Regions from separate parts of the Homo sapiens genome. Here regions 1 and 3 are each linked to region 2. The links are chromatin loops, found by intact Hi-C in ENCODE. Cell type or tissue: PC-9. All regions are shown on one strand. Each heading gives the region's core, and the rest is flanking DNA. Links, peaks and the distances in the headings are about the cores only.

Region 1 (8,698 bases), core at 1,746-6,745, 67 kb after region 2:
AAATGTATAGCTAAGAAAATAAAAATCACCTATAACCTCATCTCCCAGTAATTGGTTGTTATTTGTATATTTACTTCCAGTTATTTTTCTATCCCTTTCTTTCTCATCTGAATAGGTAAACTGCTTCTAGAATTTTTTTTAAGGAGTATAACTTATGGTTAGAGCTCAGACTCTGGAATCCAACAAAATCTGGTCACATTATGTCTTCATTTTGTAACGTTAGAGAAGTTATGTAACCTTTTTAAACCTTGTTTTTCTCACCTGTAAAATGAAGCAACAACATACATTCAAAACTGACCTTATCAGGAAGAAATGAGATCGTGCCTCTAAAATTCACAGCATGGTGCCTAACATAAACACATGCCCCAGAAAGGTTTTGCTCTGATGATTATTACATATATACATCACATAATCACATAATTCATCAGGCTTCAACTGACCTTTACCATTTCTTGAGCATTTACTGTGCACTAAGCACTGTTCTAGAACCTGCAGCTACATATATAAACAGATAAATGTCAAGTTTTTTGCTTTCATGGAGCTTACATTTCTACCAGGAGAAAGAGGCAAAAATTATGCAAAGAAAAAAAGCTATTTGGGATCATCTTGTATGTAGAGTTTGTCATAATTATTTCACTAAATATTATACTATAAATATTTTGTTTAATTATTTTTAAATAGTACCACTTTAATTGTAATGCAATAATCTAGCCCAGTGATCAGCAAATTTTATAAAAGGCAGAGAGTAAATATTTTAGGTTTTGAGGGCCTAAAATATCACAACTATTCAACTATGCAACCGTTCAACTCCAGTGTAGCCCAAAAGCAGTCATGGACAATATATAAACAAGTGGTTGTAACTATTCCATTAACATTTTATTGTGTATGGTGAAACTTAAATTTCATATGAGTCTCAAGGGTTATAGCAATATCACTAATCTTTTGATTTTTGTCAATCATTTAAAATTATAGAGACTATTTTTAGTTCACAAAATAAAAATGGGCAGTGGGCCATTTTTGGCCTACAGGCTATACATTAACCCCTAATTTAGTTTATGGGTATGCTGTATGTCAGTCACCATTTCTCTATTTTAGATCACCAAATTTTTGGAATGATACATTTTCTATACTAATCATTAAAAAGGTGTCCTCAAACTGCCAAATAAAGTGTTCAGCTGATAAGTATAATTGGTTTTCAATTAATAGCCTATGTTTTTCTCCCAATTCATCCATTTCCCCTCAGCAAAATATTTTGAATGCCAACTATCGCATAAAGACATTCTTTCCTGCCCTGCTAGAAATCAGTGCACCTCAGGAAAGGGGATTTCCAGAGAACAAGAAGAAAGCATGGTGAGCAGTAAGACAGACTGAGTCACAGATGGCTGTGGTTCCTTTCCACATACAGGCCTTCTTGCTACATATACGTGTGTGTGGCCCTTGCAGGTAATAATAGCAGTCAGCATAACTCCAGATCTCAGAGCAATGAGTACTACTGTTGAGGAGAATTCCACCTCTTTTAATATAAGGCTTTTGAAAGAATTAAATGAACCTGGATGGATTTGAAGAGATGACAGAAAAATTGCCTCTGAAAACAGGAAACTGGTTAAAGCAACTTACCCTGAAGTGTTTCAGAGATGAGAAGCATTCATCTCTCCACATTCAGGTTTGTCAAAATGATGCAGTACTGGACTCTCTAGAGAAATCTCAACAAGTGAAGAGATAAAATTCTGTCACAGTGGTGAGAAAGCGGGTTTTAAAAGATATGTGGGTGTTCATGTGAATTAAAGGTTATATAGCTGTCCTAAAAAATGAGACTTGCCAGGAAAGCTTCTTTTTTTCTGAAATCTGAATATTTCCGCTGAATTTGGTGCTCTCCCAAGTCGTTTTTTATTCAAAAGCACAAAGAAGACATTCTTCTGAGAAGATGAACATGAAAATTCACTTAGAATGAGTGCTTTACACAATCTTCTTTGTCTAGATTTATTAAATGCCCTTCACTTTGAGCACTGGCTGAGCGGTTTTGTGGAATTATAGGTGAATGCTAAGCATGTTGGGTGGAGCTATGAATGTCTGTGAGCATTTGTCACTGAGCAAAAATAAGAAGAAAAGTCTTGAGCTCTGAAATCAAAAGTTCTTTCTCTTGCACGGGCCATGTTCCAAGACTCCTTGTGAACAAGATAAAAAGCAAGTGACAGTCCAGCTCCAGTCCTTCATTAAAAACAACTCTATAATACCCATTGAAGAAAACAAAAGCCAGTCAAACTTGAGTGGCATCTTTGTTATAGGAAACAAATTCTGTTGGGCCCCATCACAACTGTCAACAACGCATTGAAGGAAAACTTTAATGCGAAAAGAAATAAACCTCCATAAGGTTTTCATGATTTTTAAAAACAGTAGGTGGGGAGGTAGGAGTCTGTAGATTACATAGGCATAGATTTTATATGGCCAAACAAGTCCTGAATCTAGGGACTTGTCCTGGAGCAAATTAAAACCACAATAAGATATGACTTCACCCCTGTTAGAAGGGCTATGATCAAAAAGACAAAAAGATTACAAGTGTTGGTGAGGGTTTGGAGAAAAGGGAACCCTTAGCACTGCTGGTTGGAATATGCATTAATACAGCCATGATGGGAAACAGTATGAAAGTTTCTCAGGAAACTAAAAATAGAATTACCATACTATCCAGTAATCCTAATTCTGGGTATCTATCCAAAGGAATTGAAATCAGTATGCCGAAGAGATGTCTGCACTCCCATGTTCACTGCAGCACTACTTATAATAGCTAAGATATGGAAGCAACCTAGGTGTCCATCATCAGAAAATGGATAAGAAAAATGTGTTTTGTTACGTAAACATAATGGAGTACTATTATTCACCCTTTAAAAAGGGAGAAATCCTGTCATTTGTGACAACATGGATGAAACTGGATGACACTATTTTAAGCAAAATAATACAGGCACAGAAAGACAAATACTGCATGACCTCTCTTATATGTGGAATCTAAAAAAGTTGAGCTCAAAAGTAGAGAGTAGAATGGTGGCTACCAGAGGCTGGGAGAGGGGGTTAGATGGGAAAAGTGTTGATCAACAGGTACAAAGTTTCGGTTAGACAGGAGGGATAAGCTTTAGTGATCTATTGCACAGAATGGTGACTATAATAATAATATAACGTATATATCAAAATTACTAAAAGAATATATTTACAATGTTTCACCCAAAAAAAATCATCCTATGATTTGAAGAAGCCTAAAAAATAAATTAGTTAAAATTTAAATTTAAAAAAATAAGTAAGGTGATGGATTTTTAAATTAGCCTAATTTAATAATTCCACATTGTAAACATATATCAAATAATCACATTGTGCCCATAAACATATACAAATATTATTTTTCAACTTAAAATTAAATTAAATAATAAAAAAGAAACAGGTCTCTGCGTGATTCCAAATATGTTTCATATATTTATTTATCTAACTGTTTTTCACTTCATAGTTTGTTTTCTCTAGGCCTAACTGAGTTAAAATAATCTCCATACTTCCTCAGGAGTTAGCTAAGTGTGAAGTCAAGGAAGCAGGAAAGGAGAATGTCTTGTGACTTCATTCATCACCAACTACCTAAACAACTTAAATCGCCAGTTCTCCTCTGAAAACAAGGCATTCTTCTTTGTTCTGACAAATGGGCAGGAACTTCTGCTTTCTAGGTCTGCCCTGAACTTCTGCTGTATAAATGGAAACTCCAAGACTCTTCCTGTCTCAATATTCCACTTTAAAAAACAGGAATCAAATTTGACTTCAGAGGGTGGTGATGATGTGGTCACTGTGCCAGACTCTACAATCACATTTTGCAGATGAAATCTTGGTCACATCAGGGTGACTCAGTCCTGGGCGATTTAGCCTTTGTTAATCCAGTTAAAGGAGCCACGAATTCCTGACCTCAGTGATCTTCTTACTTCTTACAGTGCAAAGCCCATGACATCACTCCCTTTCTTCAAACCCTTCAGCGACTCCCTATTTTCTGCAAGATAAAGTCCAGGCTCCTTGCAGGACATAAAACACACTCACTCTCCACTTACCACAGCTTAACTCACATCGTGCCCCTAAACCCTAATCTGTTGTTTTTCCGAACTATTTGCAATTTCCTGAACACACTCTGCTTTCACACGTTTTTCATAGTCTATTCTCTCTATACTTTCTGCACCCATCCCATCTCTCACACCACCCACAGTGACTTTTAAGAACCAGTTCTGGCATTACTTCTTCCAAAAGTATTTATAATTTCCCACTCAACCCCCTACATACACATTCTAGGTTAAATTCTCCCTCTCTGTGCCTACAGGGCCTCCTAAAAATATCTCCATTGAGGTTTTTATCACACATTTTTTGTAAGGTAGGTTTGCTTCACTGTCTCCTGTCTTCCAAGCTGAGAGCTCTGAAGAACAGAGACTACTTCTTAGTCCTCTGGATCTCCAACTTTTGATGCAGTGTCTAGAACAAAGCAAGCACTCAAAAATTCTGAGTGCATTTTTTCAGAATCCCCCAATGTTCATGGATAGCTCTTAGAGTCTAAGGAATGGTCCATGGACCCAGAATAAAAATTTGCCTGGCATGACATCCTAGTAAGGTGTAATTTCACTGTCTTCACTCAATACGAATTGGGAAGGATTAGAGAAACACTTGAGACATAGAGACAGGGATGTGCAGAGGTTTTGATGCCCTCATTCTGTCCAGCTTGTGCTCAACTATCCACTCCCATGTATCTCTTATATACTGGGACGATGAAAATAGGGGTGGTGGAAACACTACTGCCTCTCTCCTTCTGACCCCAGATCACTATCATGAAAAGGGGAACAGTTAGGCATCATGGCTACATTCAGGGATCAGGCGACAAGGCAATGGGAAAAGTGGTTGCAATCTGGATGGATGATTAACTGGGAAAGCCCCATGCTACAGTCATTGGACGCTCACACATGATGTGAAGGGATAGCGGGAGGCAGTAAGGCACAGCTTTGAGGAATGAGGCTGAGTCCTCTTGACCCATGTCTGTATCCCAGCCCTACTGCACGCTACCTGTAGGCTTTCAGGGAACATATATTATTCTTTCATCCTCAGTTTCCCCTCAGGAAATGTGTACAAGATTATCTGATGTAGGGGACTGTTGTGACATTTAATAAGATAATGGATGCAAACTGCCTAGCACTCCACAAATAAGAGATCTCGTTATTATCCACTATAAGCTCCAAGGTCCTTCTTTAAATGAAAATTTTAGGTGCCCATTTATTCTACTCAAGTAAACATCAATCTGGATAAACCAACTAAGAAAATCTAAAGAAGCATATCATAAAGAGCTACATCAGCTTAGAAATGGTATGAAAAAGGTAGCACTCAAGAGTGTTAGCTGGGCACAGTGGCTCACGCCTGTAATCCCAGCACTTTGGGAAACCAAGGCAGGTGGATCACGAGGTCAGGAGTTTGAGACCAGCCTAGCCAACATGGTGAAACCCTGTCTCTACTAAAAATGCAAAGATTAGCCGGGCGTGGTGACAGGCACCTGTAATCCCAGTTACTCAGGAGGCTGAGGCAAGAGAATTGCTCGAACCCAGGAGGCAGAGGTTGCAGTGAGCTGAGATCACAGCACTGCACTCCAGCCTGGACGACAGAGCAAGACTCTGTCTCAGAAAAAAAAAAAAAAAGAGTGTTAGTATGCGTTAAGCAATGTTATATTTTATACATATTAACTCATTTCATTCTCATGACAACTCTAAGGTAAGTAATGTTATCATCATTGTTTTTATTGTCATTATCCCTATTATGCTAATAAAATATAAAGCACAAAAATATTAAGTAACTTATCCCAGGTCACCTAGCTAGCAAGTGGCAGAATCAGAATTCACCTGCAAGGAGTCTACATTGCCCGTCCACACCCCCAAACACAAAGCTATTTAAATTACAAACTGTACCACTTTTCCCTAGTATCCGGGGCAGTGCCTCACACATAAAAATGCTACTGAATTGAATTGATTACAAACACATTGGAACTGTAACAATTCTTTTTTAACTTAGGTAAAAAGAGCTATCTAGCACTCCTGCACCTGTGTGGTCCTTACATCAACTCAGAGACAGCAGCAGATTCACTCCCACTGAAGAGCCCACCTCCTTGAGCTTGGGAAGGTTCTTAGTGAATCCTCACATCGGTGACTGGAAGATTTCCTCCAGAACACTGAACTCACACATGGCCCTCTAGTGTCAGTGCCACGAGAGCAGAGATTCCTGACCGTTTTGTTCACTGATGCAGCCCCAGTGACTAGAATAGTGGCTAGCACATAGTAGATGCTCAATAAATACATGTTAAAGGAAGAAAAGATAAATGTGATCCTATAGAAGACGATAGATTGCATGGAGTTAAGGCACATGCATCTTTTATGCTGTGGGTACTGTGGTAACCATTAATCACCCCTTTTATCCCAGCAGAGTGTGGGACCAAGGACAAATTACAGAAGCACAGCAGAGAAGGTTGCCCGGTTCCCCGTTTGCCTATGAAGTTATGTAGTGAGCAAATAAGAGGACACTGGAGCACAGCGCTGCTTAGAGCCGAGGCTCAGTAAACTTTTGTTCACTGATGAATGAATGTATTAAGCTGACCAGCTCAATTTGATTCATAAAGAAATAGCCTTAGGGCTTTTCTGAGGAAGAACACAACATACTTTCAATCCAACTTTTTAAAAAATAAAACATGATTACACACTCCTAAATAAATATTTTCAGAAAGTTTGCCTATATGTCAAAGATTTCTAGGATTTGGAAGCCAGTATGTTCGCAAGTTGTGAGGACATCTGTGTTATTCTCAACACTCCCTGCAAAACGACTGTGTCCTTACCTGAAAGCCTGAAACAATATAAAATGCAAAGCTGACATCCCCCTGCCTCGGCAACTGCACTTTCACCCAGAACTCACAGTGCTGCTCACATAGGCTTGAAAAGAGAGTGAAAAACATACCATATATTTCTCCTACTTTATAATACGAAGAGGCAATACAAGTTGGAAAACAGTGAGCAACTTGGGATCTACAATGAATTTAAATGGAAGTGTGTGGGGTGCCTGCAGTTTGTCAACTAAGCAGCATTGACATACAGAATTCTTGGAACTAGGCTACCTTAATTCAGTCTGACAGCTTTGTGGCAATAAAACAGCATCCTAAAAATAAAGCATACATAATACATCTTCCATGCTGGGCATGAAAAATAGTACAATGCTTAAATGCTACCAAAATGGTGTCCCTCGAGATTCATTCACACTACTGTGCAGACTACAGGGGAAGCTCTGGCAAAGCTGCTAAATCAAAGATCACAGAACGGTGCTTGGTTTTCTCTTTTTTTATTTTCTTGATTTTTACATGGACATAGTCTGCTTTGTCTAATGCTAGATAAATACTTTAGGATATTTTCACTTTTTAAATTATCGAAATGTATCAGGACCACACAGTATCTGGTGACTTTTATAATAATTTGAGACTCTTGCAAGGACAATTTGGCAGAAAACAAATATGTTCATCACATTGATACACATGTGATTGTTTATGGTAAACAAGAAAATCTGGTAAGCACTGGCACCTTGGTTTGCATTAAAAAAACTTGTAGCAGTGTTCATAATGATACATCAATACTGCACTTGAGTAAAAATATTGTCAATGTTAGATTATTGAATAGAAAAAAGAAATTAAATAGAAATGTTGGCATAGTGGTAAAATCAGAAACCATCATGCTAAAATTTGCACATTTTTGACATTATCCCATAATTGTAGTAAGTTATATTTGTGAGGTAGTGTGGGTTAACAGAAGCAACGTGAGGAAACTTCAGTGTCAGAGACAGAATTGGGCACAAATTCCAATTTCATTGCTCTCTAGGTAGGTGACGTAGGGCACATTTTATAAGCTCACTGAGCCTCAGGATTCCCCTATTTAAAATAAGAGTAATATCTGCTATGTAAAATTGTTAGGTATGTATAATAGACAACACACATCAAATACAGTGTGTATACTATGTGATACATCACACTAGATTCTTTGTCACAATTGAAAAATACTTCATTATTGCACACAAACATTTTAAGGCCCTTTGATGCTATATTTTAATTCATTTTAAGACTTCCTACACAGAAACATACAGGACGAAAATCTGCTCCAGTGGTAACTGCTGGATCTTATATTGTGGCACACTGCTGGCTCTGCCTAATTAATTACTATCTTGCCCTTCCTCAAGTGCACCCTTCTCATTTTCTAGGATATCTTGGAGCATAACCTGTCAGAAAATAGTCTGTTATAAAGTACAATACCAGTAAGTCCACTAATTTCACACATCTTTTTGTATTTAAGAAGAATCATCTAGAACTCATCAAGTCACACAATCAAGATCTTGTCCCAGATTAAACTGAGCTAGCTGATTGGATCACCCACACCAGTCCTGCCAATTTAGAAAAAACCTAAAGATGAGCTTTATAATTGGAACTCTTTGTCATTTGATTAAATCAACAGAGAGCTTTATCTGAAAGGCTGGGGCAGGCAGATCATTCAAATCACAGCATTTGATTCCTTCTTACACCTCCCTTTTCACATCACATATCCATTTCATAATTACTTTGGGCCTCAACTTCCATATTTGTTAAATGTTTGTAAGAGTCCCCAGGCATAATGACATCTGGGTGCAG
Region 2 (8,698 bases), core at 1,982-6,981:
GAGGAACCAGAAGTACATTATAATATGTCAACTTGGCAAATGTTTGCAGTTATTGCTCTTTACTCTACATAATAAATAAAATTATAAGTGAAAGTAAAAACCTCCTCTAGGCTGTGTGCAGCAGCTTAACCATCTCAAATTTAGCTTTCTTTGGACAACTCTCCTAGTTTTCAGCATTCCAATTTGTGCAAATAAGTACTGAAGGGTTTGCTTGGGCAGCTGCCAATGCCTAGCTCTGAATATAAAAAAGATAGCTACACATAGAACAATCATATTCTTAATCAAATAATGATTTATGCCCTTGTAACTGGGCAATAAAAATTCAGATGGACTTTTTTGTAAGTTACACCTTTTTCACTGCAATTCACTCATCCTTTCTCCAATTCCCATTTTCTATACAATCAATCTTAAGCACTATTGCAGCTTTATACTTGTAGAAATGAATTTTTAAAAAGAACATAACTGATTTTGCCTCAATCTGTTTTTTTAAAGATCAAAGAGGAAACATTCAAAGGATGCAAGTATCTTTGCATCATTAAATACATTCATTGTTTAAGCGAGGTATCCGCAGTCAATGAAAAGGAAGGATTGAGGAACTATCCAGGGGAAGATAAAATGTAGTCAAACTAAAGGTAAAGCAATCCAGTTAAACATTTTTTAACTTAGTTACAAAGCCAAATATTCCTTAAGGATATTGCTAAACATTAATTCTGATAAGAATTAGATCAATACATTTGAATAATATAATCAATCTACATAAAGTAGCATGAAGCCCACAAATCATATCTTTAACCAAAAATAGTGGTAACATTTTTTTCTTGGAAATAGCCACATAATTTTATTTGCACTCTATATAAGCTTTCCAGAGATACATTATAACATAACATTCAAATTAAGAGCTCTGAAGTTAGGTCCTGGATTCAAGGCCACGCATTGCAATTTACTAGTCGAATGACTTTGGACAAATTAATTAACCTTTCTAAACCTTTCCTAATTTTCTTGTCTATAGAAGAGAAATTATAAATAGTACCCACCTCACGGGTGCATTTGTGCCAACGTAAGGGGGTAATGCATGTAAACTATTTGGTGTATTGAGTACTCCATAGATCTTTGCTAATACCTGCTTGAAAAAGCTCTGCTGAAGAAGTTATTTAGAGCATAAAATAATGGAAAATGAAAAATAATGGAAGGAAATGCAATAAAATGTTAACAGTGGTTAACATCAAAGGAGTACAATTATGAGTGATTCTTTTCCTTTTTTTTCACTTTCCAAAAACTTTTAAATGCAACTGTATTGTATTTATCACAGAACAACACTTTATGAAAGAAAACTCAGGGCTAATACATTATTAAGTTCTTGCAAAAGTCATTGTAGTCTTTGACATTGAAAGTAATGACAAAGACCACAATTACTTTTGCACCAAATGGATACAATGGAAAACTTAAGTTACTGTTAATATTTTCTCTGTGTATGGAAACCTCCAGTCGCTAGAAACTAGCACTCATCCCCTTCACACATACCTCTTATTCCCAAATTAGGATTTTTCCAAGTCTAAGTCCCACAGGGCACATGCACAGAACTCACTGTATGACATTGATTCAACCAGTTCAATGAAAAGAATTCTGTTTCAAAGCATCCCTAAATGTAGAAACTCGTGTTCTGTAGAATTCAAACAAATAAAATTGATTCATTTGTGTAAGATATGGTTTGGTGTTAATCTGTCAAAATGTTGGATATGCTTCAAAATTTTTCTTATGATATTTTGTCCTAATGTGAGTTTACTAAAATTAACTGGTATAGTTTGAATATTTTATTCAGGAATTGGGAAAAATAGATATTTGTTTAATAGTTGCAATGATTTTTTTGACTATCAAGATTTTTCATGTCAAGTTCAGTATCATGGAATCCACATGGCTAACTAAAAAGGATGCCATGATTTTAGGTGGGGGAAATGTCACTTATTTATTTCTTTTTGTGTGATTGTTTGTTTGTTTGAGTCAGAGTCTCACTCTGTCATCCAGACTGAAGTGAAGTGGCGAGATCTCAGCTCTGCCCCCTGGGTTCGAGGGACTCTTCTGCCTCAGCCTCTCAAGTAGCTGGGATTACAGGTGCCTGCCATCACACTCGGCTAATTTTTTTGTATTTTTAACAGAGACAGGGTTGCACCATGTTGGCCAGGCTGGTCTCAAACTCCTGACCTCAAGTGATCCGCCTGCATCGGCTTCCCAAAGTGCTGGAATTATAAGTGTGAGCCACTGTACCCAGCCAAATGTCACTTATTTCTTAACAATAAGAAATTCAGAAATGATTTAAAGTAGCTTATATAGATACATTCAGTACAAAAACTATGTCCACATAAGGGAAACTTCTTTGATAACCCAGTTGGGTTATCAAATTAACCTACAATTAGTTAATTGGTTTATGAAGAACTCATTTTAAGAGTATGCAAAATCCATTCATAATCACCATGTTAAAGCCAGTTAAGATTTTTATTCTATATAAATTTTAAGACAACATTTTGTGGAAAAGGCAAAAAATGTTTATAAAGAGGTCGGTAAGAAGCTTTTCATAAAATTTCCTAATGAAGTTACAAAAGATGAGAAGTTGGCAATGATAACTAAAATTTAATCTGGGTTAATTTTATTTTTTTCCTAGAAGCATTTCTAACAAAGCATCTCATGACTTCACTGGAATTGAAAAGTATAAAATAACTGTATTTGGTTTGCATAACCCTCTCTGGAGATGCGTGGGCAGGGAGGACACAAAGCACAATAGTGAGCACACCTGTGTCCCCTAACAACATTTCACAGGTGATATCAGGTCAAAATAAGCATCAGAGATGTCAGGAAGTAAAAAAATAAATCATGAAAGAAATAGCCTGCTGGGACTTCTTATCCCCTGTGCCAACCTCCTTCAATCTTTCAGAATCTGTATGGGAAAGAGGGGTGGCCATAGACACTTCTTAAAAATGGGAAGTGGAGATTTAAGCATTGGCTGCCCATAATGTTGACTTTTTTTCTTCTGAAAATATGGGCCAAGTCCTTACCTATCTTCCTGAAACATGTCACACCCAATAGTACCCACATCAGTACAAAATACGGATAACCCTGAAGGCCGATGTACTTAAAAGATGCATTAAAATTAAGAACTATGAAAAAATAAGCTGCTGCTTACCTCCCACGAAGATCTGTGTTACTATGCTAAATGAGAAATGTTGTTTTGGCCATCATTCTGAAACTTTTTTTTTTGAGACGGAGTTTCACTCTTGTTGTCCAGGCTGGACTGGAGTGCAATGGCACGACCTCGGCTCACCGCAACCTCCGCCTCCCGGGTTCAAGCAATTATCCTGCCTCAGCCTCCCGAGTAGCTGGGATTACAGGCATGCGTCACCACGCCCGGCTAATTTTGTATTTTTAGTAGAGACGGGGTTTCTCCATGTTGGTCAGGCTGGTCTCCAACTCCTGACCTCAGGTGATCCGCCCACCTTGGCCTCCCAAAGTGCTGGGATTGCAGGCATGAGCCACCGCGCCAGGCCCATTCTGAAACTTTCACGAGATCAAACGCAGACACCTGAGTTAAGGAAAGTGAGATGTGAGACAGGTAGAGATTTTGTGCCCGTTCGAGAAGCAAATGTATAATTTATGAACATCTTTCATCTCCACAAATGGTGAACATATTTTTTATTATTTTTTAACTGCAAAATATTCTCATTCTCATGAATTTGTTTAAGAGTCATTTACTTGCAAAATGTTGAGAAACCTGTGTTCTGTTCTTGGCAAATAACCTTGGCATTAGCAACTGCAGAAGCAGATGCTTGTCCACACTGTTATCCAGAAAGAAAAAAAAAACACTCCAAGGTCAGAACTAGCTGAAAAAACTACAGCAAACCACAGATGAAGAAAAATACAGAAAATGAATGATGAACAAGAAGGGTGGGAACCAGTGATTCTGCCTGAATTCCATTGAATTTAGTGGTGTGTATTACTTAGAGGAAGAAAGCAAGTAGCACCCACAAGCATTCATTATGATTAGCCTTTATCATGATAGTCTCACCTTGAATTGTAAAATTTTATTACACAGCTTTGTAATTAGGCTAAAGTCATCACACTAATGCCAGCTTTATGAAATATTGCAGAAGTTCTTCCTATTATTCATTGAGATGAAATAATTTTTTGAAGTGTGATTAAATCCAAGCTCCAATCAGAAAAGCAGATTACTCACCCTGATGATCAAGCAACAATAAAAATTTGTCCAATGTCAAAGAGCTGGAAACAAATAGGACACATTTACTGTTATAAAAGAAATCTCTGAAAATTTTAATGTTTGTTTCATCTGCACAAAACACACATCAAAAGAAATGCTACACAAATGCTGCACTTGTACAAATTTGTTTCGGTGTTTCTTCTTTCTACCTGTGTCAGAGGCATTGGAACTGGACTGGCTCAAGGTTGAACAGGGGCTGGATAAAATGAGGCTGAGACCTGCTGGGCTGCATTCCCAGGGGGTGAGGCATTCTTAGTCACAGGATGAGAAAGCAAGATACAGGTCACAAAGACCCTACTGATAAAAGAGAATGCAGCAAAGAAGCTGGCCAAAACCAAGAGAGCAATGAAAGTGACCTGTGGTAATCCTCACTGCTCATTCTATGCTAATTATAATGCATCAACAGGCTAAAAGACTCTCCCACCAGCCCATGACAGTTTACAAATACCATGGCAATGTCTGGATGTTACCCTAGATGATCTAGAAACATGGGAGGAACCCTCAGTTGGGGGAGCTCCCCACCCCTTTCTTAGAAAACTCATGAATAATCCACCCCTTGTTTAATATATAATCAAGAAATAACAACAAGTATACAGAGCAGCAGCCCATGCCGCTGTTCTGTCTATGGAGTAGCCATTCTTTTATTCCTTCACTTTCTTAATAAACTTGCTTTCACCTTACTCTGTGGACCTACTCTGAATTCTTTATTGTGCAAGACCCAAGAACCCTCTTCTTGGGGTCTGGATCAGGACCCCTTTCCAGTAACACCTAGATTTATAGAGTAGGCTAATCGTTGGCAAAGGAAAAAAATGAACATAATGTAAAGGTTATTCAGGATCAAAGCTAACATCTACCAAGTGAATAATTTGCTCTAATTGGAATGAATTCTGTGGAAGCATTTGGAAATGTAATGGTCTGTAAAAATAGTAAATAAATGCTTCCTGACCAACTATTGCAGGTGATTGAACAGTGATTTGATTTCGGTGCTTAGTAGTGCTTACTTCTGCCTATCTGACATTGCTTATGTCAACTTCGTTACGAATATCCAAGTTGATTTCCAGGTTTCAGATTCAATCTCTGTGCTTGGAGGTGGATTACAGAAAAGCATACATGGGGACCCAGTGAACATGTCAATTAGCCTGAAAGGAAGCACAATTTTTATTCCCTCCTATCAAGTTCAGGCAGGCAAATATCCTGACAGAGATTTAAGAGTTCCAGGAGGTCGCTTCTATCACTGGTCTCCCAGGCAAGGAAAGATGCTAGTTTTCACAGCTAACTAAAATGCTCTGAAAGCTGACCTTGGGCTGTTTCTTTTTCTTTTTTTTTTTTTTTAATTATACATTGAGTTCTAGGGTACATGTGCAGAACATGCAGGTTTGTTACATATGTATACATGTGCCATGTTGGTGTGCTGCACCCATTAACTCGTCGTTTACATTAGATATATTTCCTAATGCTATCCCTCCCCACTTCCCCCACCCCATGACAGGCCCCAGTGTGTGATGTTCCCCTTCCTGTGTCCAAGTGTTCTCATTGTTCAATTCCCACCTATGAGTGAGAACATGCAGTGTTTGGTTTTTTGTCCTTGCGATAGTTTTCTAATAATGATGGTTTCCAGCTTCATCCATGTCCCTACAAAGGACATGAACTCATCCTTTTTTATGGCTACATAGAATTCCATGGTGTATATGTGCCACATTTTCTTAATCCAGTCTATCATTGATGGACATTTGGGTTGGTTCTGGGCTGTTTCTTAACCTCTCCTCCAGCAGAATGGGATTGGAGGGTGCTACCAGCACACAGGCCCAGGAGCAGAGGTGGGAGATGGCTATTGCTTCACTTCTTCACTTACCCAGACTGAAATGAAAGCTCATTTTCTTCAGTTTGGATGATTGGAGATATTTTAAAAAAAATGAATGGCAATAAAATCTTCAACAAGGGGGCATTTCATAAAGTAAAATTTTGGATTCAAATTTTACTAATATTTTGGCTGTAGATTACACACAGTTCGTGCAATAGCTATTCCCTAATTACTATACTTTTTTTTTTTTTTTTTTTTTGAGACGGAGTCTCGCTCTGTCGCCCAGGCTGGAGTGCAGTGGCGCGATCTCGGCTCACTGCAAGCTCCGCCTCCCGGGTTCACGCCATTCTCCTGCCTCAGCCTCCCGAGTAGCTGGCGCCCGCCACCACGCCCGGCTAATTTTTTGTATTTTCAGTAGAAACGGGGTTTCACCGTGTTAGCCAGGATGGTCTCGATCTCCTGACCTCGTGATCCGCCCTCCTCGGCCTCCCAAAGTGCTGGGATTACAGGCGTGAGCCACCGCGCCCGGCCTTACTGTACTTTTATTAGGGAGCCACTTGATACTTTAATTCTACTTTTCACATACCACCTAGTGTGTTCAAGATGCTCGACTTCTTAAGGGCAGATTTTATTTTATTCATCCATGTCGCCTCCACAGCATCTGTTTAGCACCGTGCCATAAACAAATGCTTGTTGCTGCTCTCAGGTCTCAGCACCACATCTCACTGATATTTCCTCACCTCTTGTGATGTAGAAATCAGATCCTATATTCCTCGGGTGTATTAGTTTATTCCATTAGTTTATTCCAGGATTTATTTATTTTCTTCCAGTCCCCATTTCCATCCATTTTCTCCAGTCCTATTTTTTTTTTCCTTTGGTCAGTCCTACTGCCTAATGATTAGACAGGTGACAGAAAACATGCAAGTATGGAAGATCATCAATAAATATGCATCATTTGATTGACTGAAAGTCATCAGAGGAGGCAGAACAAGAAAAGTCAAGGACGGTATGACAGAAACAAAAAACTATATAGAACATAAGACAAAGTGGTACCTTAGGGATGTCTGATCATCCTCTAAACACAGAACAAGAACTCCCTATATAAAATACAATAATCTAAAATTTACCATACAATTTGGTCTTTGTGTTCTGTGTGTCAGAGGCCTACCATCATCTGTGATATTCACAGACTCTTGTCAGTGAAAAGAAAGAAGCCCCAGGCATTCTGTTGGGAGCTTCACTAAAATATCCCCACCAACACGAGGTGCTTTCTCATTAAAGTCTCAGGAGTTTCTGTTTTTAAGGCCAGAAATCTTTTTTAAAGAATTTTTTTTTAATTTACCTCTTCTCTTGACCAAATAAGGATATTCTTCCACAGAATAAACTGGAATATTGGCACGTTAGTCTCTTTGACAAATTCATGAATCCTTGAGAATTAAGAAGGTTAATGTAATTAAGTTAACCCCAAGTTAAGAAAGTTCATTAGGAAAATTATAAATCCATATTGTTTATATTTTCATTGTTAAATATGGCTCTTTATAATAATAAAATTCTGCACTATGGTGATAGGTATCACATAAAAATGCATAACTTATCTAATGGATCATTCCGTAAAATATAATAGGAGATGAATTCAAGGCACTCTTGGCTTTCTCATTGGTTTGGTCACACATCATGCAAACAAGTATTTACAGTGTTAATTATTCTCCCTTGTCATGAATAGATCTTCCTCTAGGGCTGAGATAGGGAAAGATGCAGGGAAAAGGATATGGAGCATTGAAAATTACTGTAAAAACCATCATTCTGAGCAAACTATCACAAGGACAGAAAACCAAACACCGCATAATTCTCACTCATAGGTGGGAATTGAACAATGAGAACAACTGGACACAGGGTGGGGAACATGACACACAGGGGCCTGTCGTGGGGTGGGGGGAGTGGAGAGGGATAGCATTAGGAGATATACCTAATGTAAATGACGAGTTAATGGGTGCAGCACACCAACATGGCACATGTATACATATGTAACAAACCTGCACGTTGTATACATGTACCCTAGAACTTAAAGTATAATGAAAAAAAAAGAAAATTACTGTAAAAATATTAGATTTTTCAAGTTAAGTGAATTTTAAAGTTAATTTCTTATCGTCTTAAACCACATTTCAGTATATAAAGTCATGTGGCACATAAGGACATTTCGCCAACACCAGACCACATATAACAATGGTGGTCCCGTAAGATTAAAATACCACATTTTTACTATGTTAAGCTCACTAATGAATAGTCATAGTCAATTCTCAGTCCTCAGACACAGCTTCCTCTGCTACTTTTTTTTACTTTTTCCACTTGTCTCATTGGCTACTTTTTTTTTTTTTCAGACAGGGTCTCACTGGTGCAATGACAGCTTACTGCATCCTTGACCTCCCAGGCTCAAGCAACCCTCCCACTCCAGCCTCCTGAGTAGCTGGAACTACAAGCACATATCACCATGCCAGGCTAATTTTTTTCTATTTTTTGTGCAGACAGGGTCTCACTGTCCTGCCCAGGCTGGAGTGCAGTGGTACAATGACAGCTCACTGCACTCTTGACCTCCCAGGCTCAAGCAACCCTCCCACTCCAGCCTCCTGAGTAGC
Region 3 (8,698 bases), core at 2,094-7,093, 100 kb before region 2:
GCACTTCATGGAGTCAAAAAACCTTCTAGGAAGTTTAGAGAAATCTAGTGTTTCACAATTCCAGGTGTCTTATTAACTTACCATAATTCCCTTCGGCAAATCACTTGGCAGTCAGGGTCACTGGCTCTTGAAGCTTGCAGACCAACACTGCCTGAGAAAAAGGGGTGGGAAGAAGACAACATTAAGCAACTCATCCTTGCTATTAGCCCTGCTCTGGTCCCTTGTCTATTGGCCAGTAAGAAAACAATTTCCCTATTCTTCATCCTTTTTGGATACCTATGATAGAATTGAGTCTATACTTTCATTTCCTGTAAGGCTTGAGATGAGCCTGGCTTATATCTGTCCTTTCAGAAACTGGAGTCCTCTTTCTGAACTCCAGGTAGACACTGAGATCCCATTCTCAGCTTTCACTGTTTCTGAAAACTGCTGCTTATGTGCCTTTTTCTTTACCTGAGGAATGCCTAAAGAAGTTTTAGCACAGATCCTGGCACATAGTAGGTATTCAATATTGATTGAAAATTGGTATACAACAAGAAAATATAACAAGGTCTTGGCCTCCAATGCAACTTAGAGTCTAGAAGAGAAAGATAAAAATATAAATACTAAGTGTTACAGATGCTATAATGAAAGAAATAGACTGCAAACCTGTCATTAATAATTTTTTTCTATGAGAGGGATCAAAAAGACTTCTTGGGGGAGTTGAGAAGAATGAGTAAGATTAAATGAAAAGAATAGGTTTTGCCAAGAATAGTGGGAAGACAGGCAGATATTTTCCAAAGACAGTGAGTAAAGTCATTTGTATAAGGAGAATGTACACATTGAAGCATGGTAAAAGATAAGCCTGGAAATCTGAGTAGACCATGAATAGGTCAGAAATTTACTTTTTTAGGCATTAAAAGTATCTGGAGTGTTTTGAGCAGGTAAGTGATCTAATTAGAGTACTATCTTAGAGTTGTTCCCAGGGTGGCAGTTAACAGGACATTTTTTCAATGAAAAAAAATTGAAAGGAGGAAATTAGTTAGGAAACAATTTATTTACCCCAGCAATAAGTGATTAAAGTATGATATAAGTTAATAGCCATAGAATTTAAAAAAAGGAACTAAATTTTGGCAAATTATGTGGGATTAACTTTCACTTCTTACAATACCATAAAATTTCAGTAAAAGAATTTTAAAAATGCATAAAATTACATAAGAAAAACAAGAAGTGGGAACAAAAAAAACTGAGATGCAAAAAAAAACAGGAAGATATCCAGCAGAAAATTAAGGCCAGAGGAAGAAGAAAGATAGTGTCTGCAAGGTGCAAGAGTGGAGAGTCAAGACACTAGTCACTTCATGCCCTGGAATCCAGGGAGGCCTACAAGTTAGAGGCATCATGTTCCTCTGACGGCTGAGGTGTAGTTAGGCAGACAACGTGAAGATTGGTTGCAACTCTCCAAAAGCATTTAGACCTTTGCATATCCTAAAATTCTCTATGAGAAGAGATCAGGTCTAAAATTTTCCCCACTTAACAGAAGAACGAGGTTCAGGTTTTACTCTCTGGAGACTCTTTGAACCCAGAGACACCAAACACAGTCAAGACTCTGCATGAAGGTCTACACATTGAACAGTGAGACCCATATTATACTCTTCCACTTTTCCATCACATAAGCAACCAGCTTCCCTCACAGGAAGAAGGCTGGAGGGTTCATCTCTTTGGAACCACTGGCTTAAGGAAAAACTCTTGACATTTGGGGAAAGAGTATCCTTGAGAAAACAACTGTGTTTCTATCTAATTATCCTACAGAAAAGCACACTGCTCAACAAGCCCTGAAATTAACACAAAGCTTCTAATATATTTATAGGGTTTTACTCTTAAATGGCAAATAACAGCCAAGGATGAGGAAAGTCATATCACTAACTCAAACACAGAAGCCCAACAAAGAGAACGAGCAACGCAGAAGACCTGAGGCAAGGCAGGAACTAGGAGAAAGAATGCAAAGAAACTCTATAATCAATCGCCTTAAAGAGATACAAGTCGCCTTAAAGAGATAAAAATTTACGGATAATATATCCATAAATTAGAATATTTAGACTATTATTTTAAAATGACGGAGGAGCATTCAAACAATAAAAGCTCCTAGAAAATAAAATATGATTAAAATAAAGATGACAGACTCTTCCAGAAAGCATAGCAAAAATACAAAATGAAAAATAGGTAAGACTAGATAAAATTTTAGAGGTTTGTTACTAAAGTTCAAACAGTCAAATAAGAGCCTCAGAAAAAGACAAAGAAGAAAATGAAAGGAAATAAACTATACAGAAAGAAACAAAAAAACATCTAGGATCGAAATGTCTGGATTTACACATGGAAAGGGCGGATTAGTATCTACCACAATGAATGAAAAGATAATTCATAGCAAAGCACAGTACTGTAAAATTTCAGGGAATTGAGATACAGAGAAAAACAGGCAATTGGAAGCAGAAAGAAAATTGAATTTCATGCCTTCAACATTTTGTGAATAATAATTTTCAACATAGAATTCTGAACCCAGACAAACTACCAATCAAATGAGAAGGTAGAAACAAACATTTTTAATTTTTCACATACACAAGTTCTAAACAAAATTACCTCTCATATACTTCTGCTCAAGAAATTACAAGAAGATAATCCTTATTAAGAATCAAAGAATAGGCCAGGCATGATGGCTCATGCCTGTAATCCCAGCACTTTGGGAGGCCGAGGCGGGTGGATCACGAGGTCAGGAGTTCGTGACCCGCCTGACCAACATGGTGAAACCCCATCTCTACTAAAAACACAAAAATTACCCAGGCGTGGTGGCATGTGCCTGTAATCCCAGCTACTCAGTAGGCTGAGGCAGGAGAATCACTTGAACCCAGGAGGCAGAGGTTGCTGTGAGCCAAGATTGTGCCACTGCACTCCAGCCTGGGCGACAGAGTGAGACTCTCTGTCTCAAAAAAAAGAAAGAAAGAAAAAAAGAAAGAAAGAAAAAGAAAGAAAGGTTTTGAACTCAGTAATCTCTACCTTTCTTCCATCTTGTTTGAGACAAATTTACGCTTGTGTTGGTATTAACCGTGGAACAACCAAGTGACTTATATGCAGGAGACTGCTGGAAATGTCGAACCCAAGTTGAGACAAGCAGTCAGTGCTGGAGAGGCTGACTGTAGAGGTATCTACAAGGAGATATGCACACAGCTGGAGAGAGTAAGATCTCCAAAGCACAACACATAGAGACAGAAATGGAAAGTTAGGACTAAACTTCAGGCAATGCCCACCTTAGGGGAAAACTAGAATAGTGAATGTGTGAGTTTAAAAATACCTGTATAACAGGACAGATAGCTATTCATACATTTGGCTTTGGAAGAGTATGAAGGGTTTGATTGTCTTATGAATTCAAAAATCACCTTTGAATTTAAACAATTAGGAAATTTTGATAGTAAAGCAAATTAAAATAAAATATTTGGAATTCTAAGGAGTTATACAAAAGATAAGCTTTTATCCCCCTTTCCCTAAAATAACTATAGTTATCATGTTACAGATGTTACCATTTAGGGCATCTATGTGAATAAAGATGGGATTTTTATTTTTCACCTTTAGAAAAGTGGCAGTGATTGAAATCTCGCCTGAAACCATGAATTTTTCATAATAGCCAGGTGGCTATTCAGCCAAGCACTCTAACTCTATAAGCCCCAGCTGCGATCCAAGCAAGGTTAAATGAAAATAATACTTGACAATATTTCACCAAGCCGTATCATTCATGCACATGCCACATCCTTTAATTTATTTTTCATGCATAATTATTCATCCATACAGAAAAAACAAATCAGTAAACACACGAAATACAAATCCAGTTTTCATTTACAAGTAGTAAAACCCCTTCTGAATTTTGTTGTTCTTCGCTTTTGCATACTAACCACTATTTTATAGTAATAAATTCTGTATTCCAAATGGTTAAAAGCATTATAATTTACAGGATAAATCCTGTATTCTATATGGTTGAAAGTTGAAAACATACAGGTTATTATATAACTTGTATATTTTCTATTTTTAATGGCAACAAGAGGACATACAATTTTACACAAACACCTGTAAGTGTATGTATACATGCACACACTTTTTAAAGCATTTCTCAACTTTAGGCCATATGATGCATTCCTAATTTTGTATTATCATTTATATCAAACTTATTAACAACTTAGTAAAAATAGTTGCATTTATTTTAATTTATATTTTTTCATTACTTTCTTGGGTAGTTATTATACCCAACATGGCATTAGTTGGCTTAAAGATGTGAAATTTACATGATTTCATCAAGTATTGTGTTTTCCCCATCCAAAATATTCTGTCAAATCACACTTTCAGCACTACTATTTTAATAACTTGGAATAGTGTTTCTCTCTTCAACTATTTCATCCATCATGGTGAGTAATCCAACCAACTTATTTCTTGAGACCAGTGGGTTAACCTTGAGGCAAGGTTAGTATTTTTACCTAAACATTAGAAATCTTTAAATATTTGTTTCTCATAAATATTTAATTCAGCACAATAATTACAATATTAATTAGACGTAGACTACGTAGATTTCAACAGGAGAAATGTAGTAATGTGAGTCACTAGGGGGCAGCAAAGATCAGAGAAAAGGCATGAATTCAAATGCTGATTCTTAATCCAAGTTAATAAAAACATTGAGCGTTCTAGAGATACCAAAGGGCCAGCGCTTTCCCTAAATGTTTCTCTGAATCTTATAGTCTTATCTATACATCATCTTGGAACAAAAACCTGCACTATTCTGCCACCTTTTAGAAAATTGACTGCCACTTCAATTTTTATCAGCAAACAATGAACATTTTAAGGCTTTCTCAAAAATGAAAACTGCGTAACTTCCTGACAATTACGGTAGTTCCAATTTTTTAAGAAAGTTATGAAATAGGTCATTTAGACTTTCTGTGGGATTTCTGCTTCTCCAAAAAGACCAGATGTTTCCTCATGATTTTTGTTTCCCCATCTTGAGCAGTACAAATGAAACAGATTTATAACTTTTTAAATACAGTGTTATTTTCTGAGTCTTTAGGAAACACACAAGTGTTTATAAAGGCAAAAATATTGCATCAATTATACTTTCAATGGCCATTACTACTAATAGAAATTACTTTAAAATATTTTAAAAACCGGTTAATAGGAAAACTCAATCATCTACCTTTTCCTTTTTGAATTCTCAACTTATTATATATACATGTTTACAAGTTTATTAAATGAACATCCATTATTTTAATATCAGAAGGGAGTCTAAACTTATTTTTAAAAGTTACTTATGAGCAATATATCCTACTTTTGCTGGGCCTTTTAAAATTCATAATAAAATGCATTGAAAGTCCTGATTCTGTTAGCATTCGTTCTGGTGGGTTTCCGGATCTAAGGAAACATCAAATTTTACAGGGGTTATTTGGAAATAAAACCCACAGAGCAACACAATACTAGAGTTGTGAACTAACAAAATAAAAGAGTTTGTTTATCATGTCACTGTTCTAATATTGACCTTGACCATGTGATGTTGACTTTATTTATTGCCTATTGAACATTCTTGCAAGATTATAGTTTGTTTCCTTGGAGCTTAGAAATTAAAGGAGAAACAAAGGGTACTTATTAAACAAGAAGATGTGCTTGAAGCTGAGAAGTAGCTGGTCCATTTGGGAATTGATAAAAACATAAAAATGTTAAAGTAAAGACCCCTCCATATCATTACAAGTTTCCCATTTATCTGTAGAAGGAAAAAGATATTGGTTTGAAGTTTTAAGAAGACATAAAATAAAACAGATAAAAAGAAGGTAAAATGCCTGAAAACCCCTCTTTATTATGACTACAAAGCTTTACATTTTAACCTAAATGCTAACGACTTAACCTATAACCAAATAGTTGAATGTTTCTACCAGTGTTCAAATACTTTGAAGTACCTCAAGGTCAATGTATTTAAAGCTAACTCATGGCCTTCTCATCTAAAGCTGCTCATCCTCTTATTTTCTCAGCAAAATGTGGGGATTCCACATCTCATCACTTCACCCAAGTGAAGTAACCAAAAAGCGTCCTTGACTGTATCCTCTCCTGCATGTCCTCAAATCAACTAATTTACCTTATATTTATTTTATAGATATTTCTCAGATCCTTTGTCACTTTACAGACCTATAGTAACTTAACTGAACTCTACCCTGAATCTCTCAAAAGCATTACCTATACTATCAGAACGCTTTCACAGATGCCATTATCTCACTCCATTGTCCAAATACCTGCAATAAGTCTCCATTCATCTATACAATAGAGTCCAAATGTCCTAATATGGCATAAAAATAGCCATTACTATTGCATTTAAAGCAAATTCTTGACAAATATTTGTTGACTCCAAAAGAATCCAATATTCAATATTTCTACATTTAGACAGGGTGTTGGCACAAAACCAGAATATTTTTGGGGTGATATCAAAATATTTAAAGTGAGAAAATTAAATACATGTGTATGTATATATGTAATAGATATTAAAAATACCTTAAACTGCCAGGCATGGTGGCCACGTCTGTAGTCCCAGAACTTTGGGAGGCCTAGACAAGGATCACTTGAGGTCAGGAGTTCGAAACCAGCCTAACCAACATGGTAAAATCCCGTCTCTACTAAAAATAGAAAAATTAGCCAGGCATGGTGGCTTGCACCTGTAGTCCCAGCTACTTGGGAGGCTGAGGCAAGAGGATTGCTTGAACCCAGGAGGTGGAGGTTGCAGTGAGCCAAGATTTAGCTTCTGCACTTCAGCCTGGGTGACAGAGGAAGACTCCACCTCAAAAAAATAAAAAATAAATGTAAATAAAAATACATTAAACTGACATATAAATCTGTTTTTTAATTTCATCATGGCTTTATGTATTTGTCATATATATGTATATATGTGTATGTCTTGTGTATATATCACATACATATATGTATATATGTGTGTCCTGTGTGTGTTCGTATATAAATATATATATTTGTATATATATATTTGTATATATATGTATATATATTTGTATATATATTTATATATATATATACACACACGTCAGTTTAATATATTCTTCAGCTTTAGAGGAAAATCTAGCAAAAACAAGCAAAGTAGGCAGTAGTTAGGACAGAGATTGATGAAACAAATATTGTTTACATTTTTGCCAGAAGCAATGTAGAGAACAATGAAAGTGTTTTGGAGATTTGTAGATTTAAACCCAACAGTATAGGCCAAAGACAGTATTTCAGTTTCTTAATTGCATTCCTTTTTTCTCACATTTCTCTTTCAAAAAACTGAAATCCTTGAGACTTTTGTAAACAAGGAACAGTCATGGCTGGGCATTTCCTCTGAAGAAAAGAGATAAAGCCAAACAAAGGCACTTTGATCTTCTGTTTGTGCTTGGTAAACTACCAGTCTTACGAAAGACCTTTCGTTTGTTCATTCGTCTCCCTCATGTGTCTGAATGCCCATAGAAAATGTTTACAGAGCAAAACAGCTCATTTCTTATTCCAGAAAAATCAAGCTGTTGCAACTGGTGGAGATTAATTAAAACGGCATGAGCGTGGCAAGCCAGGAAAGAGCAAAGCCAAATAAACGAATCTTTCATTACATCTTTAAAAATTATGAAGGAAAGAGATCATCTACTTATCTCTTGGTAGATCCTGAATATATATTCTGAATATATATTTTATATTTATATATGTATATATACATACCTTGCTTGGTTTTCAATTTGTATATGAGTAAATTCTTAATGATAGAGTGGCCTTCCTTTGGCCTAACCATAAAGCACTTTCCATTTCTGCTATTTGATTCATAAAACAAGAAAGAACAACCTTAGTTCTCTCTTTCCATTTGATAATTTGGTACCATATTTACCTATTATGCATCAAACAAATTTCTGATTTGGCTAAATTTTAATAATTCTAAAAGATAATAAAATGAATCCTTAAATATTAAAATACATCAATGTGAAAATCTCAACACTTGGTAAGAAATAGGATAAAAAATTATGATGAGGTACTGGGCTTCCATGGTTACATATAGTTAATAAAAGGAAATCAACACATGAAAAATTAACTAATGCTATAAAATACATTTGTGTTTTATACCTTTGTGGTACCTATGTCATAGTTATCACAAAGCAGAGACAAATTAGGTGATAGAAAGTCAGTTCATATTGAAAATTACTATTAAAATCTTGAGTTCATACTCAAACCATACATCACTTTTGTCTTTCTCCTGTGTTTCATTCATTCCATACAATGGTAAATGATTTTAGGACTTGATCATGTTTATTTGCATATAAAATAATATCATTTTGCCTTTCTACTATTGAACATGAGATGACTGCTCTCACTTTTCTTAGTGGGTGCTACCTAACTAGACACATTAAGAATTTTTAAATCTTTCTGTTTCCATAGTATATTATTTTTAAAATTTTTATCCCTAAATCTCAGTATCAAAGAATCTGGCTTCATATGAGATGATTTGGGCGGGGGGGAGTTCAGGAAACCAGGCCTTGCTCTGGAGTAGACGCCGACAGGAAGCAAGGGCAAGTCTATGATTGTTTATCTTAATAAATCTCATCTGGAAGGAGGGAAGACTGGAGTCAGAATAGAGTTGTCAGTGGGAAAGAGCGGCAGGCACTCGTGTTTGCCAGGTTAGGGGGCTGCT

The links. Hi-C counts contacts between places; a loop is a spot of excess contacts. Peaks named below come from ENCODE experiments on the same cell type or tissue, not always from the same donor. Only the 100,000 strongest peaks of a DNase experiment are listed, where the experiment ranks them.
Region 1: it touches region 2 in a loop (8-fold over the local background); 8 of 110 quality-filtered maps call a loop at or near these places.
Region 3: it touches region 2 in a loop (10-fold over the local background); 4 of 110 quality-filtered maps call a loop at or near these places.

What each region holds. Positions count from the first base shown.
Region 1 is chr4:158,157,899-158,166,596 of GRCh38, forward strand. All of the region lies in intron 2 of GASK1B (golgi associated kinase 1B), which reads right to left. Among named protein-coding and RNA genes, the nearest start is that of GASK1B-AS1, 8.5 kb to the right of the region's middle. In PC-9, for the core only: no CTCF peak of the experiment used is centred there; a DNase peak (open chromatin) is centred at 3,873; H3K27ac peaks cover 484 bases.
Region 2 is chr4:158,090,356-158,099,053 of GRCh38, forward strand. No RefSeq gene overlaps it. Among named protein-coding and RNA genes, the nearest start is that of GASK1B-AS1, 76 kb to the right of the region's middle. RefSeq lists an enhancer at 3,771-4,970. In PC-9, for the core only: no CTCF peak of the experiment used is centred there; DNase peaks (open chromatin) are centred at 3,926 and 4,496; H3K4me3 peaks cover 1,729 bases; H3K27ac peaks cover 3,335 bases.
Region 3 is chr4:157,987,625-157,996,322 of GRCh38, forward strand. It overlaps LOC105377509 (a long non-coding RNA gene), which reads right to left. Exons shown (of 6, transcript XR_007058347.1): 2 at 82-151. Among named protein-coding and RNA genes, the nearest start is that of GASK1B-AS1, 180 kb to the right of the region's middle. RefSeq lists an enhancer at 7,305-7,449 and a cis regulatory region at 7,369-7,386. In PC-9, for the core only: CTCF peaks have their summits at 4,591 (motif pointing right) and 4,792; no DNase peak of the experiment used is centred there.